Linked DNA regions of Homo sapiens: regions 2 and 3 are each linked to region 1. A link is an interaction called in ENCODE POLR2A ChIA-PET data of the cell type or tissue named here. Cell type or tissue: PC-9. All regions are shown on one strand.

The links. ChIA-PET counts read pairs that join two places held together with the same protein. Peaks named below come from ENCODE experiments on the same cell type or tissue, not always from the same donor. Only the 100,000 strongest peaks of a DNase experiment are listed, where the experiment ranks them.
Region 2: POLR2A ChIA-PET joins it to region 1 with 7 read pairs; 1 of 35 experiments calls an interaction of 5 or more read pairs at or near these places.
Region 3: POLR2A ChIA-PET joins it to region 1 with 13 read pairs; 1 of 35 experiments calls an interaction of 5 or more read pairs at or near these places.

Annotation. Positions count from the first base shown.
Region 1 is chr9:130,961,757-130,964,256 of GRCh38, forward strand. No RefSeq gene overlaps it. Among named protein-coding and RNA genes, the nearest start is that of FIBCD1-AS1, 23 kb to the left of the region's middle. RefSeq lists enhancers at 720-1,307, 1,308-1,894. In PC-9, no CTCF peak of the experiment used is centred here; a DNase peak (open chromatin) is centred at 1,025.
Region 2 is chr9:131,743,167-131,745,666 of GRCh38, forward strand. No RefSeq gene overlaps it. Among named protein-coding and RNA genes, the nearest start is that of RAPGEF1, 4.3 kb to the left of the region's middle. RefSeq lists an enhancer at 1,149-1,208. In PC-9, a CTCF peak has its summit at 2,062; DNase peaks (open chromatin) are centred at 1,505 and 1,845; H3K4me3 peaks cover 324 bases; H3K27ac peaks cover 2,015 bases.
Region 3 is chr9:129,756,075-129,758,574 of GRCh38, forward strand. No RefSeq gene overlaps it. Among named protein-coding and RNA genes, the nearest start is that of PTGES, 4.3 kb to the left of the region's middle. In PC-9, no CTCF peak of the experiment used is centred here; a DNase peak (open chromatin) is centred at 1,137.

The sequences.
Region 1 (2,500 bases):
GGACCAGGCGTTTGGGGTAGATCTGAAGCTCCATATTGGATGTATTGAGCTGTGGGGGAGCCCTGGAACACCCCATGGGGGAAGTTGAGGAGGAAGTAAGACACCCAGAAGTGAAATACAGTATGGCTGGGCTACAGGCAAAGGCTGGGCTGCAGGGACAGGTTGTGCTGCAGGTACAAGCTATGGGGACAAGTTGTGCAGCAGGTACAGGCTACAGGGACAGGCTGTGCTGCAAGTAGAGGCTACAGGTACAGGGTGTGCTGTAGGGACAGGTTGTGCTGTAGGGACAGGTTGTGCTGTAGGGTCAGATTGTGTTGTAGGGACAGCCTACAGGGATGCACTGTGCATAGTCTATACATCACAGGTAACTGAGGATGAATGGGTCAGTGCTGAGACCAGGACAAGGCATGGGGCTGAGTCTTGGGGACCTGCCACTTGAGAATTCTAGGTCACCGCCATCCTTCACCAGGCCAAGATGAAGCATGAGAGGAAAAGCTTCCTCTGCTTCACGGCCTGTGAAGACATCAATAAGGACTGGCGGGCTCCTTATGAGAAACACTTGGAGACCCCAGAAATATCAGGGGTGAGCTGAGAGTAGGCTGTGGTCCCAAGGTCATGTCAATGGGGGTGGGGGAGCAGTGAAACAACGGCCATGCAGTTCCTGTTGCTGTGTCAGAGCTCACAGCCAGCAGGCCTGGACCTCTGGACTCAGGTGTGTCCACGGCAGCCCTTCCAAGATGCCCTGATTCAAAGAATGCGGGATCTCCGAGTCTCAGGCAGTTATTTTGGAGTCAATGACAGGGACCCATCTTATCCCATCTCTGTGCACCCCCACTCCCAGGATGTCCCCATCTGACCTTCCACTCCAGCTGTGGCTCCTGACATAGGTTGGGGAACAGAGGGACTGAGGGAGGAGGGGGCAGGCCTCCCATTCTGTCCAACAGAGGCTTCCTGGAATGGGGCAGGCAGACTGAGTCACATCCCTGTGACTCACGTGGCCCGTCAGACATTCTCATAATATTAATAATGAAAGGGCAGCTCCCTCGGAGACCGCAGGCCCACACTTGGCTCTGGCAAGAGCTTGGAATGCCAAGTTTTCCTAGGGACGCCACCAGACAGATGAGGGAGCACCGGCTGCAGTGGGCAGGGCAGCTTTCGCGGCAGCATGCCCCCGCCCCGGGGGGCTGTCTGGGATGTCTTTAAGGATGCTTTGTTAAGCCCCATTAAATATGCATCAGCCCCCATTAAACTTTAATGTCCCACTTATAGGTGTCACATTTTTCACCTCCTCCTGGGATGGGAGCCACGGAGAACTGACGTCTGGCACTTGGGGACCCAGGCAGGGGCTGGGCTGTGAGCAGCCTGGCAGTGCGTCCCTCGGCCAGCACCCAGGCCTAGGGCAAGGGCCGTGGGAGATTGTGCCCCTGCGGCGTGCGGTGTCTCATGCCCCAAACCTCACCACTCCCCTCCCCAAGGCTGGAGAGCTCCACCATGATAGTCGGAAAACTGTCAAGAACCAGACAGTAAATGTTTTAGACTCTGCATATGCATCTTTGATTTCCTTTTTACAACCCTTTAAAAATGCGAACACCATTCTTAGCTCACTCTATTAAAGAAAAAAAAATGATTCAATGGCACTTGTTAGGAGACATGGTTAGGAAAACTTTATTCAGAATCATCAAGGACCATGGCAAGGGAGCCTGAGGCTTGGGGGATTGGGCTCAACTCCAAACACAGCCTGGACAAGTGGAGATTAATAGCCGAGGAGCAGGGTGCGGGGCGGGGGGGCGGGGGGTCAGCGAGTGAAAAATCCCCACGAGGAAACATTAGAGGAAAGGAGGATTCTGCCTAAACCAGCCCAGCAGGATTCTTGCTGATGGGCCAGGGGATCAGATCACCTCGGGGATGGTGGAGGATGAGGAGCCTGATCGGATATCCAGTTTAGGGGTTCTGACCACACTGATTTAGCAGGGTTCTTTGCTAAAACTGGATTTTACAAGGAAGTGCACAGATGGGCCTAGGCCGGGCACGGTGGCTCACACCTGTAATCCCAGCACTTTGGGAAGTCGAAGCAGGCGGATCACCTGACGTCAGGAGTTCATAGACCAGCCTGACCAACATGGTGAAGCCCCGTCTCTACTAAAAATACAAAAAATAGCTGGGCATGGTGGTGAGCGCCTGTAATCCCAGCTACTCAGGAGGCTGAGGCAGGAGAATCGCTCAAGCCTAGGAGGTGGAGGTTGCAGTGAGCCGAGATCGCATCACTGCACTCCAGCCTGGGCAATGGAGCAAGACTCCATAACTCTTTCAGAGTTACCATTTGACCCAGCAATTCCGCTCCCAAGTATATGCCCAAGAGAATGAAACCTGACATTCACACATGGTCCAGTACACACACATCTCATTTTATTGTGTGATTTTTACAAGTTGAAGGTTTGTGGCAACTCTGTGTCAAGCATGTCTATCGGTGCCATTTTTCCAACAGCGTGTGCTCACTTCA
Region 2 (2,500 bases), 780 kb after region 1:
TTCCCAAAGCCCAGTTCTGGCTGACTTGGAACCTTCTCATGAGCTGCTCCTGCTGTCTAGAATGTTCCCTCCCCTCCTCTCCACTTGGCTGGTCCCAGTCATCTTTTGCTTCTTAGTTTCACTGTCACTTCTATGGAGAATGCTTCCCTGACACGCCCCAACAGGGCCATCCTCCTGTACTGATTAGGAAACTTGATTTCACTCTCAGAAACCTAGCTCTGCTATTGCTTACAGCAAGAAGGGCATTTTTTGAAGATCATAATTAGTAAACCAGGTGTACAATTAGGTCCAAATGCAGCTAACCCAGGCTCTGGAACAAGGCCATTGGTCCTCTATGTTGGTTCCCTTCTCAGGTCATCTTTCTCTACAAGGTAGCAAAGGGTGAAGCTGGGCACCAGCAGTCCTGGGCCTGTCACCTGCCTGCTTAACAACCCCAATGGACAAAGAGGATCTCTTTCCTCATTGTTTCAAAGAGAGCCCCATGGCAGAGTCTAATTAGCTCAGTTTGAGTCACACGTCTATCCCCAGGCCAATGACTGCAGGAATGGGGTAGAATATGTGACTTGGCCAGCCTAGGAATTGTGCCAATTGTGAGAAAACTTGGGAGCAGAGGCTGTGGAACAGCCTAGCATCTCAGGAAGCTGAAGCAAGAGAATCACTTGAGCCTAGGAGTTCAAGCCTGTAGGGTGCTATGATCACACCTATGAATAGCTACTGCACTCCAGCCTGGGCAATAGAGTGAGACCTGTGTCTGAAAACAAAATAAATTGTAAGATAACAGAAAATAAAGCCCTATTAAGACAAGGGGTCATGCCGGGCTCTTGTACTGCGGCAGCACCAACTCCAGCAGAGGGAAGGGGCTCAGTCAACACTCGGGTGGGTGCTGTCAGGCCTTCTCCCAACATTCCAGGGAAGGATGGGGTGAGCCAGGTGACCACTCTACCCTAGCAGCTCTCCAGACTCCATGGTGGAAGATGGAAGAAATAGTTAGGTGGCTCTGAGCCTGCTCACAGAGACTATTTTAGATGGGGGCCCCTTGCAAAAGCGCCACATCCTCTTCTTGCGTTTGCAGACAACACTCAGCTATTCAGACAACAGGAACTCCACGAGACTCGGGTAGAAAACAGCCAGAGTGAGGCTGGTGGCCAGGGGCCCACCTCAGCTTGGATTGGTGGGATCTGTTAGCAGGCACCTGCCTGAACTCCCAGACACCACTGTCCGTTCCCTGTGGACAGAGAGTATTGCTTCATTACATCACCATTGTAGATCAGAGGAGGAGGTGAAACCATTACTAACAGGAGTCATGGGAATGAGGGCTGATGCTTCCTGAGGGCTGCCTGTGGCTGGGCACTGCTCAGTCACTGCCTCAATCCTGACATGAATCCTGGGAGGGCGGGGTCTAGATAAGAGAGTGTTTGTTTGGTCACGTGTTGTAGATACCTACTTAATGTTGGCAAAGGGGAATCTATTGGTAAAAAAAAAGAATGTCTCATAGGTAGAACCAAAGGGCAGGAAATTCAATACCTCGCCAGCAACTGAACTGCACGTAACAATCACTCACTTTCCCACACATCCCGAGGCCACTTCCTTCCCCAGCTCAGCCGTGAGACCAGACCCGCTAAGGATGCTCAATCCAAACCCAAGTTCCAGGAGAGAGGAGCTGATTGGCCCAGCTGGGGTCAGTGGTCCACCCCTGGCCCAGTTGGGTCTGGCCAGGTGGGTGGGGTTATGTAGGAAGCTGAAGGCCTGAGGGACGCGTGACCAACTCAGCATTCCACTGGAGTCTATATGATCAAACAGCAAACTGTTTATCATGAATGCAAGATGTGAACAAGCTCACGACTGCTCTTGCAGACAGAAGGTTTCCTGGAGGCAATCACTCCCTGGGGCCAAGGCTATCTACTGCGACATCTAGAGCCTGTTGTTCGAGGAATGCAGTCTTACAAGCCTACTCTGGGCCAAGCAGCTGACCCCTTCTTCCACCCCAGTTCTCACTACCTCTTTTGCCTAATAAATACAGAGGGCTGTGTAAAGCTCAGAGCTCTTGTCCACTAGAGGCAAGGTGCCCCCTGACCCCTTCTTCCAAATATACTCTTTTGTCTCTTGCCTTTTATTTCCGTGTTCGCCCCCTTTGTTCAGTCGCCCTAGGTCGGTGCGGGTTACATAGTGGCGCCCCGAACAGTGACAGAATCGGGCTCACAACAGGGTTACATGGTACAAACACAACTGCTAGAGGCTACACTTGTGGGTCCAGTTCTCAGCAAAGGAGGGCTTAGCATAGGTGTACCCTGCATCCTCTATGGCTTGTATTAACTCCATGTGGCTTAGTGGGAGACACGAAGACACATTTCTAGTAAGTGGTGGGGCTGGAACTCACACAGGTCAGCCCGCTCGGAGCTCGTGTTTTAACCATGGTGCTACAAATTCTCTACTCAAACTTCTCTTTATACCTCCTCCCCACAGTGTTTTACATATATGCTTGATCTTGGGTTCAGTTCAA
Region 3 (2,500 bases), 1.2 Mb before region 1:
TGGCTGTACCACCCCCAGAATCGTGGACCAGACACAGCCCAGGAGGGGCCCTTTGGTTGTCCTCCTTGGACTAGGGAGAGTGGCTCTTCCCTGACTGGTCTTCTGAAATAACAAGATAGAAAGCAGAGGCTGGGAAAACCAGCTTGGGGCAAAGAGCAGACGATCACCTCCCGCTACCCTGAGCCGAAAATAGGGGAGAGACTGTGTAGGGGAATTCGTATAACTGATGGACATGATCTCAAGATAGGAATCTTTTCGTCACTGTCTACTGAAATGAACCTGCTAAGCCAAGGCCTGCCAAGGAGGACAAAATCTCTGATCTTTGGCCAAGAATTTCCCTGAAGCTGCCCTTGGCCAATGGAAGCTGCCATTGTGGCTGTTGGGGGTGACGGTGATGGTGGTGTCACTTCTCTCTGAGCTTCCATTTCTTTGCCTGTAAGATGGGCTTGGTGTCCCCTGCCTTGCAGAGGGTGGGGGACAGGAGATGGTGTGTGCACAGTGTTGGGGGCTGGGGGACACTCACTGTGGCCTGGTCCTGAGGCCCACGGGAACTACAGCAGTGTGCCCACAACAATGAGGACAACAGAAGCCCCTGGAAATATTTTACATCTTGTCCTGGGTGGTGATTACCCAGGTGAATGCATATGTCAAAAGTCACTGAGATGGGCTGGGCCTTGTGGCTCATGCCTGTAATCCCAGCACTTTGCAAGGCCGAGGCAGGGGGATCACTTGAGGTCAGGAGTTCAAGAACAGCCTGGCCAACACAGTGAAACCCCGTCTCTACTAAAAATACAAAAATCAGCTGGGCGTGGTGGTGTGTGCCTGTAATTCCAGCTACTCAGGAGGCTGATGCAGGAAAATCACTTGAACCTGGGAGGCGGAGGTTGCAGTGAGCCAGGACTGCACCACTGTACTCCAGCCCGGGCGACAGAGCAAGACTCTGTCTCAAAAAGAGAAAAAAGTTACTGAGATGTATCTTCAAACCTTTTTACTTTACTATATTTTTTCGACCCATGAAAGTGAAAGTTCTTCCTATCCCCGTTCGAAACCCTGAGCAGAGGCTCTGCCCTGTTGAAAACCATCCCGTGGCTTAGACCAGCGCCCTCCCTGGCATTTCCTGAGGAGCAGAAACCAAGCTCTTCACGCTGGCTGATTGTCCCTAACATCAGAGGAGGCTTAGAGAGGAGGAAGTGGCCCCACCTCTGCTGCTGGTTCCTGACCTTTGGGAGTATTGCTAGGCTTTCTGTAGCCAGTGGTGGGGAAATAAATGCACAGTGATTTTTGTTTGTTTGTTTGTTTTTAAGACAGAGTTTCGCTCTTGTTGCCCAGGTTGGAGTGCAGTGGCGTGATCTCGGCTCACTGCAACCTCCGCCTCCCGGGTTCAAGCGAGTCTCCTGCCTCAGCCTCCAGAGTAGCTGGGATTACAGGCATGTGCCACCACGCCCAGCTAGTTTTTGTATCTTTAGTAGAGACAGGGTTTCACCATGTTGGCCAGGCTGGTGTTGAACTCCTGACCTCAGGTGTTCCACCTGCCTCTGACTCAGCCGAGCCTAGAAATTAGGATTTTTCATTTTTGCTTAAAAAAAAAAAAAAGTCAAATCACTTCCTTCCTTTTCAGCAAAGACCGCAGTGGCTCCCAATCTCACTCAGAGTAAAGCCGTCTGGGCCGGGCGCCGTGGCTCACTCCTGTAATCCCAGCACTTTGGGAGGCTGAGGCAGGAGGATCATGAGGTCAAGAGATTGAGACCATCCTAGCTAACATGGTGAAACTCCCTCTCTACTAAAAATACAAAAAATTAGCTGGGTGTGGTGGCACCGGCCTGTAATCCCAGCTACTCCGGAGGCTGAGGCAGGAGAATCTCTTGAACCCGGGAGGCGGAGGTTGCAGTGAGCTGAGATCGTACCACTGCACTCCAGCCTGGCAACAAAGTTGAGACTCCGCTGTCTTAAATAAATAAATAAATAAATAAATAAATAAATAAATAAATAATAGCCAACGTCTGGACAACACCTCATGGTCCTGTCCTGTCTGCTCCCCATTTCTCTCGGAACTCCTCTTTTCTTCCGCCCCCCTCACTCACTAAGCCCAGCCACACTGCCCTCCGTGCTGGAATCTGTCAGACACAGTCGTGCCTCTGGGCCCTTGCTATAACTGATCTCTCTGCCTAGAATTCTCCCCAAGGTTTCCACAAGGCTGACATCTCATCTCCTTCAAATCGTGGTTTGACTCTCACCTTCTCCATAAGACTCACCCTGGCAACCTTATCTATTCTGCAGTCTGCCCTGCCCTTCCCACTCCTGAGGCCACTTCCCTGCCTCCACTTTTCTTTCCATAGCGCATATCACCCAATAACACACCATCTAACTTTTTTTTTTTTGTGAGACGGAGTCTCGCTCTATCACTCAGGCTGGAGTACAGGGGCGCGATCATCTTGGCTCACTGCAACTTCCGCCTCTGGGGTCAAGAGATTCTCCTGCCTCAGCCTCCAGAGTAGCTGGG